Regions from separate parts of the Homo sapiens genome. Here region 2 is linked to region 1. Evidence: read pairs that join two places in POLR2A ChIA-PET (ENCODE). Cell type or tissue: GM12878. All regions are shown on one strand. Links, peaks and the distances in the headings refer to the core of each region. The heading gives the core; the rest is flanking DNA.

The links. Peaks named below come from ENCODE experiments on the same cell type or tissue, not always from the same donor. Only the 100,000 strongest peaks of a DNase experiment are listed, where the experiment ranks them.
Region 2: POLR2A ChIA-PET joins it to region 1 with 7 read pairs; 1 of 35 experiments calls an interaction of 5 or more read pairs at or near these places.

The regions. Positions count from the first base shown.
Region 1 is chr7:137,818,906-137,823,577 of GRCh38, forward strand. All of the region lies in intron 1 of DGKI (diacylglycerol kinase iota), which reads right to left. Among named protein-coding and RNA genes, the nearest start is that of DGKI, 26 kb to the right of the region's middle. RefSeq lists enhancers at 1,071-1,851, 1,877-1,926. In GM12878, for the core only: no CTCF peak of the experiment used is centred there; a DNase peak (open chromatin) is centred at 1,883.
Region 2 is chr7:137,751,718-137,756,389 of GRCh38, forward strand. All of the region lies in intron 1 of DGKI (diacylglycerol kinase iota), which reads right to left. Among named protein-coding and RNA genes, the nearest start is that of DGKI, 93 kb to the right of the region's middle. RefSeq lists an enhancer at 2,532-3,032. In GM12878, for the core only: no CTCF peak of the experiment used is centred there; a DNase peak (open chromatin) is centred at 2,860.

The sequences.
Region 1 (4,672 bases), core at 164-4,163:
CGTTAAACTTTAAAATAATGTTTTTCCCCTCAAATGACCTAAGCAACAGAAAAATCATTGTCAAATAAAGCTTCTACAAAAAGCCCTCCCAACTGCACAGAAGTGGAAATTTCCATTTTACAGGTGATGATCCTAAGGCTCTTCGACAGATTAAGTGCTTTAGCCATGGTCAAAAGCACGATCAAAGGCTGAAACAAGACTTGCATATTTAAACTCCAGCTTAACTGGGAACCTGGTGCTCCACTCCCTGCTTGATGCTACCTCTTAATATAGCTATTGAGTACAGCCCACATTTAAACACCTACTCACAGACGTTACACCAGATAACACTCCTCAACGAAGCTGTGTTCCCAGACCCACAGCTTTGTACCCACACAGAAAATCCAAGAACTTCAGACTACAAGGGAATTTTTTTTTTTTTTTTGAGACAGAGTCTCGCTCTGTCGCCCAGGCTGGAGTGCAGTGGCGCCATCTCGGCTCACCGCAAGCTCCACCTCCCAGGTTCATGCCATTTCCTGCCTCATCCTCCTGAGTAGCTGGGAATACAGGCGCCCGCCACCACGCCCAGCTAATTTTTTGTATTTTTAGTAGAGACGGGGTTTCACCGTGTTAGCCAGGATGGTCTTGATCTCCTGACCTTGTGATCTGCCCGTCTCAGCCTCCCAAAGTGCTGGGATTACAGGCGTGAGCCACCGCGCCCAGCCAGACTACAAGGGATCTTAAATGATCATATGGCCCAGCCTACTCATTTAGCAAATATTTGATCATGGTTCTCTGCACAGCCCAGCACAACTCCCCATCCCCAAGAAGGTGAGATCCAAACTCATTGTATGGCAAGCACTCTACATCATCTGACCTAGTCCACTGCCAGCCCCACAGCCTGCCAGTTCATCCTGCACATGCATGCTAGTGTCAACAAACAACTTGTCTTTTCTAGAATACACCATGTTTTTTCAAACCTCCATTACTATTCCTTGTCCCCCTACAGAATCAGTCTTCAACAACTAGTTCAAATGTCACTACCGCTGTAGGGCATTCTCTGACCCTCTCAGAGAGCATCGTTGCCCCTTCCTTCATCATCCCATGACACTTCTTGCATGCCTTCGACATAGTGCATTTCTCATCATGTGTAAGTCTATGTTATTCATATGTCCACCTTCTTCCACCAGAAGGTGAGTTCTGTGAGGACAGGGACTGCATTTTATTCATTTCACTCATCCTTGCATCTAGGCTAGCACTCAGTGTGCTCCTTAAAAAGTTAGAAAAAATGAGATACAGAGAAAAAAGATGAAGGATGCTAAAGTCAGAGAAATTAAGAGATTTGCTCAAGATCACCCAAATGAATCTCACAGCAGGAGGCCCCAATCAGCACACTTTGTCAGACAGACCAGGAGACAAAAAGCCACTTAACTACCTACTGACATTCCACATCCACCCACTGCCCTCCATTTTCTCTTCATCAGAACATAGTTTCTGATTCATCCCACAGAAAACTCTGCCACAGCTCTGGCAGAGACCCTTGCAGATGAAAATGGCTGTGAGAGCCCTGCACCTTGCAGAAGCAGAGAAGCGCAGCTGGTGGGAGCACTCAGGTGAACAGTTTAATGCATAAGAGGCTCTTCCATGTAAAACAGGCGGGCAAATGCTGGGGGGAGATGGATGGGCTCTCTTGTTTCAACAGTTGCTACAGTAACCCCTCTTCCACCACCAAACCCCAACCTCATAACCTTCTAGAACACCAATCCCAAGGACAGTGTCTCTGGGGGCTGTGGGTCTTCTTAGCTGTCTCTCCAATGTCTGGGAAAACCCCGTGTCTGATCATGGCCTCTCCTGCTTGCAAGTAAAGCCAGCCAGAAAAGGCAGCCAAGAAATTAGCCAGCTGGCAGCAACTCTGGAGGTGGGGCTGTGTGAGACCAGACCAGCCTCTCAGCAAGACGCAAGGGCCTCCCCCAGCCGGCATCAGGCCTTGCTAAAGGGTGAGGAGTCTCTAGTTTCGGCCCCTCACCAACCTCCTCTGAAAATGTCAGAGCAACCCTCCCCTCCTCCCCTGGGGCCCAGCCCTAGAGGGGGAGAGCAGCTCCTCCCCAGCTGCTGCCAATTTGCACCTCATTAGCAACAGCCTCTCCCCAGTGACAGTCCCTCAGAAATCCCAGACTGAGCACCTCGTTGGTGCTAAATGAAATCTGGGTGTTTGAGGAGAATGACATCTGAGCTGCTAGGAGAATGACAAGTCTCAGGGCTTCCCAGAAAACTGGGAGAACACAGGCTACAGAGAAGAGCATTGTTCCTGGAAGAAACCCACAGCTTCACGTCCGTAGTTACTGACAATCAAAGGGATATTTTGAAAGGAGTTGATGGCTGCAAGGTAAATGATGAGCTGAATGAATGCGACTTAATTGCTGCAGAATGCCACTGGAAGTCACAGGGGGTGCCTCCTCTACTTGGAATGCTTGAAAAAAAGATGTAAAATTACCAATTCACCCCTGGTCACAGACAGAGAATTGGGAAAGATGAAATACCTAAAAAAACTCTTAAAAGTCCTTTAGAAGTAAGAGGAACTAAGAACAACATTGTTTAAAAATTCTGAAGAAATACACGAATATGTTAACTTTTCTATTGTTGTAAAGCAAAACAGAATAAGCAACTTCCAGGTCACTATGGTGAGCTGGACACATACTTTTAGCCCAGCTCTCTCCAGAAACTCCCAGTAAGATGAAAGTCAAGGAAATAAAAGACATACATCAGAAAAAAAAAAAAGAAAGAAAGAAAAGAAAGAAAACAGGAGATGACAATAAAAGAGACAGATGACAACCTTTTTGGAAGCTGCGAAGTGAGCTGAATGCAGGCAGAGTAGACAAATCCAGAAATTAAATGTGTTAAGAAGGAAGCAGCAAACAAAAAGAGGTGGGGTCACCCCACAGAGTTCCAGAAAAGCTCAGAAACTAGAGGCATCAGGTAGTGCTGAAGGTGAGGGTGTGAGGAGGAGCCAAAAACAGGAAGAATCCTTTCTAGAGAGTAATTAGACCCCCATTCTGAGGACCTCTGACTACTCCCATGTGCCACACACAGCTATGAGACTGGAGATTTAGTTTCTAAAAAAGCTACACCAGAGAGAACTAGAAAATACAACCGCAGCTGGGTTTGAGTGTGAGACCCTCTACTAAAAGCAGAGAGAGCAAATGAAAGCCTATCCACTGAATAATAATAATTCAGCCTCAGGGCACAGAGCGGTGGCTGACACCTGTAATCCCAGCACTTTGGGAGGCTGAGGCGGTTGGATCACCTGAGGTCAGGAGTTCGAGACCAGCCTGGCCAACATGGCGAAACCCTGTCTCTACTAAAAATACAAAAATTAGTCAGGCGTGGTGGCACATGCCTGTAATCCCAGCTACTCAGGAGGCTGAGGCAGGAGAATCACTTGAACCCAGGAGGTGAAGGTTGCAGTGAGCCGAGATCACTCCCCTGCACTCCAGCCTGGGGGACAGAGCAAGACTCTGTCTCCAAAATAATAATAATTATTATTATTATTCAGCCTCAGAAAAAAGATAGATGTAGAACTCTTAAGGAAAGTGGAGGATTCTTCTCTGAGAAAACTAAACAGAAAATGCTAAAGTTTAGGGTTTTTTCAATAAAACAAACCAGGACCCCACGGTGAAGCATAAGTCACAGACATGCACACCGAGCTTCCATTCAGCCTTTTGGGGCCTCTCTCTTAAATATTACTGGATCATCAGACATTTGAACAGCCTCCAATGTAAAGAGAAGCTATCAGCATGAAGAGAAGAAAATTTTTGAAGAAAACAGAATTAATGTAGGGTGAATACAACATCCAAAAATTATTATTAATACCCTCAATGAATAAAAGAAGATATTAAAGCTATGTAACAAAAATAAAATAAAACAAAAAGGAACCTCAGAAAACAAGAAAGAGCTCATAGAAATAAAAAGTATGATCACAAAAAATTTAAAAATCCAGTGAAAGGATGGCAAACAAATGAGGAAATCTCCCAGAAAGAAGAATAAAAGGTAAAGGAGAACTTTAATAGAAAAAAAAAATCAGAGGAATAGTTCAGTAGATACATTGGCTATTTAATATAAATTCCAGGAAAAAAGCAACTGGTAAATTGGGGAGGAGGAAAATATTCTCCCCCAACCCAAAAAAAAAAAATACCAGACAATTTCTTGGCATTAAAAGTTTTTAGAGCGAAGAGATCTAAAAAGGTCCCAAAACCCATGAATATATGTACCTATACAAAGTACACCAGTTTTGAAATTCCTAAACAATGTATATAAAGGGAAAAATGTTAAAAATAAACCAGAAAGAAAGAAAAAGATGTAAAGTTATTGAGAATTAGAATGGAATTTTTCTCAGCTGTGACTCTGTAAGCACAGCAGCAACAGAGATATGCCTTCACATTTCTGAGGTAAAATTATTTCCCATCTAGAACTCCATAACCTGAAAAGCTCTCAGTCAAGTGTGAAGGTAAAATGTATATATATTCTCAGACATAAAAGGACTCTAAATATCTGACTCCCATGTACCCTCTGCAAAGAAGCTCCTGCGGATGTTTCACATCCTGAAAAACTTTTTCAACTTGGTCATCTAAAAATAGGAAGAGAGTTCCTGGGGAAAAAACCTCATTGAGGAGGCTGGTGTTGTTCTTCTCCTTCT
Region 2 (4,672 bases), core at 375-4,374, 67 kb before region 1:
AATCTGTGTCACAACTACTTTCCTGTGCTATTGTAACACAAAAGCAACTATAGACAATATATAAACAAGTGAGCCAGCCTGCATTCCAATAAAACTTTATTTACAAAAATTGACCTGTACGCTGTCATTTTCTAACCCTTGCAATCAACCTCAGAACCAAAAAGCAAGCATAAGATGATATAAAATAATAATAACATGATAATAACAAAAGAAACAAAGCAGCATCACTTTATTAATTATGTCTAGGCATTATCCAATTATTTAAATGTATTTAACGCAATGTACATAAGGCTGTGTACCCAAATACATAACTACATACAATCACTACATTTCAGAATCATAAATCCTACTACAATGTCCTTCAGACTAAAAATTTGCCTATTTCCAAAACTTATCCCCAGAAACCTCTTCTATCCTATTCCAAAAGATTTCTCCCTGGATAATAAAAGTTGTGGGGGGAGCAAAGAGGAAGAGGTGGTCAAATAGTAACAGCACAAAAGTGTGGGTGGTGAACTCCCATCCCTGAGAAATAGCAAAATCAACAATACAAAAAAAAAAAGTCAGATCTCACAATCCCTAAAAAGGTATCGATAGGGGGTCCTGGTTCACAAACTTTAGTCTACAAAGAGGGAAAAGGAAGGCCTCATATTTATAAACTTCAGTTTTTTGGTTATAACTTAGAACAAAATGTACGGAATTCCGCTAAGGGAGGAGACCACCCCTCATATTGTCTTATGCCCAATTTCTGCCTCCAAAGAAAGAAGAAGTAAAAACTAAAAGGCAGAAATGAAATCCACAGGCAGATAGCCCAGCGCCGCACCTTGGGCCTGGTTACAGATTGACCCCTGACCTAACGGGTTATGTTATCTGTAGATTCCAGACATTGTATGGAAAAGCATTGTGAAAATCCCTGTCCTGTTCTGTTCCATTCTGATTACCAGTGCTTGCAGCCCCCAGTCACATAACCCCTGCTTGCTCAATCGATCACGACCCTCTCACATGGACCCCCTTAGAGTTGTAAGCCCTTAAAAGGAACAGGAATCGCTCACTTGGGGAGCTTGGTTTTTGGAGATGTGAGTCTTGCCGAAGCTCCCGGCCGAATAAAGCCCTTCCTTCTTTAACTCAGTGTCTGAGGGGTTTTGTCTGCGGCTTGTCCTGCTACACCTCCACTCACCAGCCATCTGAGGACTCTGACACGGGTATTTTGCACCTGTTTTGGTTCCTGCAAAAGAGATTCATCCAAACCCTACTCATCCTTCCTAGACAGCCAGTATCACTCACAAACATACACGTGTTACTAGTGCATGCTAGTACATACGAATGTACATACACACACACACACACACACGCACACCCACAATACCCACTTGGAAGTTGGCTATTCTGTACTCAGGATAATCATCTCAACTTCTCCCCATGAGGTCCCTAAATAATAAACAAAGTTACACTTGAGTGGTCTGACTACAGAGAAGATGAGAAAGGAAAAGCAAGGTGGCTCTGCCAAAAGATAACAAAGGCTGCAAACTGATCCCCAGGAACCTGGAGTCATTTAAATGGCCAGGATACTTCCAGACAGAGAGTCTCTGGTGCTAGACACTGCCCCGGAAAGTGGATTAGCCTGGCAGACAGTATTAAACTCAGCCGGGATCCCTGGGAGAGTCTGCCAGCAACTGCTGGAGTGCCCACCACATGTATTTAGGAATTTTGCGAGGGTTCCAAGGCCTTTCAGGGCACAGCCGCTCTATCCCTAAGGAATCAACACACACATTTATCACAGAGGTAGTTTAGTACCTCATTGCCCAAAGGAACGGAACAGAGTGGGAGCAGGAGGAGGGGAGTTGAGCAAACTTAGAGAGGAACGGGTTGTAAAGTCTGAGTCAGTTTATATCTGAAGGCAAGGCTGATAGAGGTTTAATTAATTTGCTTTCCACTCTCTTTGACCATAATTCAATCTTTCTCTCTCTCTTCACATTCAAAATCCAAGGTGGACAGAGGACATAGACAGGAGGGGTGATCTATGAGGCTACAGACAAAGCAGAAGTCGCCTCTATTGCCATGAGCAATTCAATTCCTGGAGCTAAAACAATAACATCAGCATCATCGTTAGAGCAGCTTTGAGAGTAAATGCCACCAGCTCCTACAGAGCAGCCCCAAATTAATGGCATATAAATAAAAAAAGGACACCAGGGTAGCCAGTCCCACTGAAATGGGCAATCAATGTTTCTATTACAACATTAAAAAAGAGGAGGAGGAGGAGGAGCGTGGAGGGGGAGGAGAAGAAGAAGTAGTAGTTCCCCTAACTGGGAACTATGTTGTCAGTGAGGAGGAGCAAAAACAGGGTAGTCTAGAATCCAAGAGGGGTCATGGGGGGTTATGTAAAGAAGGTGGGAGGCACTGTGGGCCAGGGGCAGGTGCACTGCTGCTGCCAGGAATAGCCTCCCTGCTGGTTCAAAGGCAGTGAGGAATGGGGCACCCTGTTTTCATCCCCCGGTGGCTGCTTCACTCCCACCAGAAATGCTCCTACGTGGAGGAAGAGTATCAGCCTCTGCCACATCCACCCCCTGTCCCCAGGAGGTCCTTGTGTCCTCCCCTCCTGTGGCTTAAGAGAATAACAAAAATGACCTCCACTGGAGGGAGATCACATCTTCAGGTCCTGCCCCTTGTCTGTTTCAAATGGGCTTTTCAAACATCAGCAGGCACAGGGAAGAAGGGCAGTGGGAGACTGCTGCGTGACCAGCTCAGGGTTTCCCACCAACCTGTCTGCAATCATTCACCAGCCAGATGCAGCAAGGGACGTTTGTTTTACCCTTTTCATTCGGAGCTGTCACTGTGCGACCTCTGCCACCCCCTCATCTCTCACCTCAGGGCACCTGCCTCAAATAACTTCCCTTGTGTTGTCATTCACCTCATGGATAATTGATAGCATGTCAAGTTGATGCTAAGAAAAGAACAAGGTGGGTAGACGTGTGCCTACTATAAATAGATCCACGACATGACCAGCATTTGCCAACTTTTGAGCAAAGAAAGGCAGAGGCAGAAACGGCAGCGATGGCAGCTTCCCCTGGGTCCTTGGAAGAGCTGGCTTCACACTGACAGCCACAGCCCTGCTTGAGTGGTTTGACTCACAGCAGAGGGGTGGGAAGATGCCTTTCTCCATTTGGGAGCAAAATTTAAAATATCACACGTGATGGAACTTTCAGGGTTGTTTGACAGACGCATAAAAGCTCAAACAACGCATACTTTAAAACGTCTGCTTTCTTTCTCCTACATTATCTTTTTCTCTGTATGTTTTAGGAACTTTATTCTTTATTTTGCTCTCAGGGGCATATCTGCTTCTAAGTTTTTATATACATATGCTCACACAATTACATATGTAATTGGCACCTACACAGATTATAAATTAGGTATATATTAGACCCTGCAGCTACAGAGAGGAAGAATAAAATAAGACTCCAAACACAGGAGGCATTCATCAGGAATCCTTTTGTTACAAGTGGCAAAAACCAATTCAATATGGTAAGAAACATGAATTAAAAAATGATAAAGATGTGAGGTCTTTTTCAACATGTCCCATGAAGAGTTCCCCACCAAACGAGGGGGCCAATCCATGGCAAAGATTAGATTAAGGGTGCACCTTTCCATCCAAGCCTATTTTTTCACATGGCCTCAAGATGGTTGACTTTAGTTTAAGGGCAGAGGGAGGAGGGAGAAACAGAGAATCGAGACAAGTGAGCTTTTCAGGCTTAAAAATTGCTTCTAGGTCTAGATTGAGATCTTTGCCTTGGTCACTCACACGTGGAACAAAGTGGAAACAAATCGACCTGAATGCTCTTAAGTCTCTTAGGGCATTGAATTGCCAAATAAACCACAGTCCTCATCTGAAAAATCTTGTAACTGCCAATCCCCCAAGGGAACCCCAACTTCTCCAAAAGCCCCACCAACAGGAAAGGGGCTGTGAACATTGTGCAGGTCATGGGAAGGGCACTCCTCCTATGCCCACTTCAGATACAGCCTGGAGGATAATGGATGAGGAAGAGGCTAAACAAACTGTAGGAGGAGAAACAACCAACTGCAATTGCAAAAAAAAATACATCTCAGGATCGCAGAAACTGACTATATAAACTCTAAGTGTTGGCATCCACAAGCCAAAGAGCAAACTGCAAAACTCTGAAAATTGAAAGAAAAAGACTTGGGTTCCTGGTCCAGTTCCTAATGGGTAACCAAGCATGTCCTTCAGCCTTGCAAAAGGTCAGTCATGGAAGTTCTTAGGAGAGGTATATTTTGAGCCAGACATTCAACAAACACGTCAGTTGAACAAAATAAGTTCTTCCTTATGCAGTCATCAACAGTAACAGACACAGAAGAATCTGAGCTGAGAATGCAACAGAAGCCCCAGTGTACATACATCACCAATAAACCTGTTTCCTGCAGAGGCTTTAATAACCAAGCAGATAGGAGATCTCTCTCCTGTTTCCAAGCAGTGGATCTCATCAATAATCCAGACAGGAGATAATATGCCAAGACCTGCTGTGCCCTCCCAGCCAAGCGTGACCTCACAGGTTCCTTGTTATCAGGCTCCAAGTTCACACCTAGAAAATAATGGAAATATACCCTCAGCTGCACAGCCCTTTTCTGATTCATTTGTAAGCTACACTAATAATCCCATGATGCA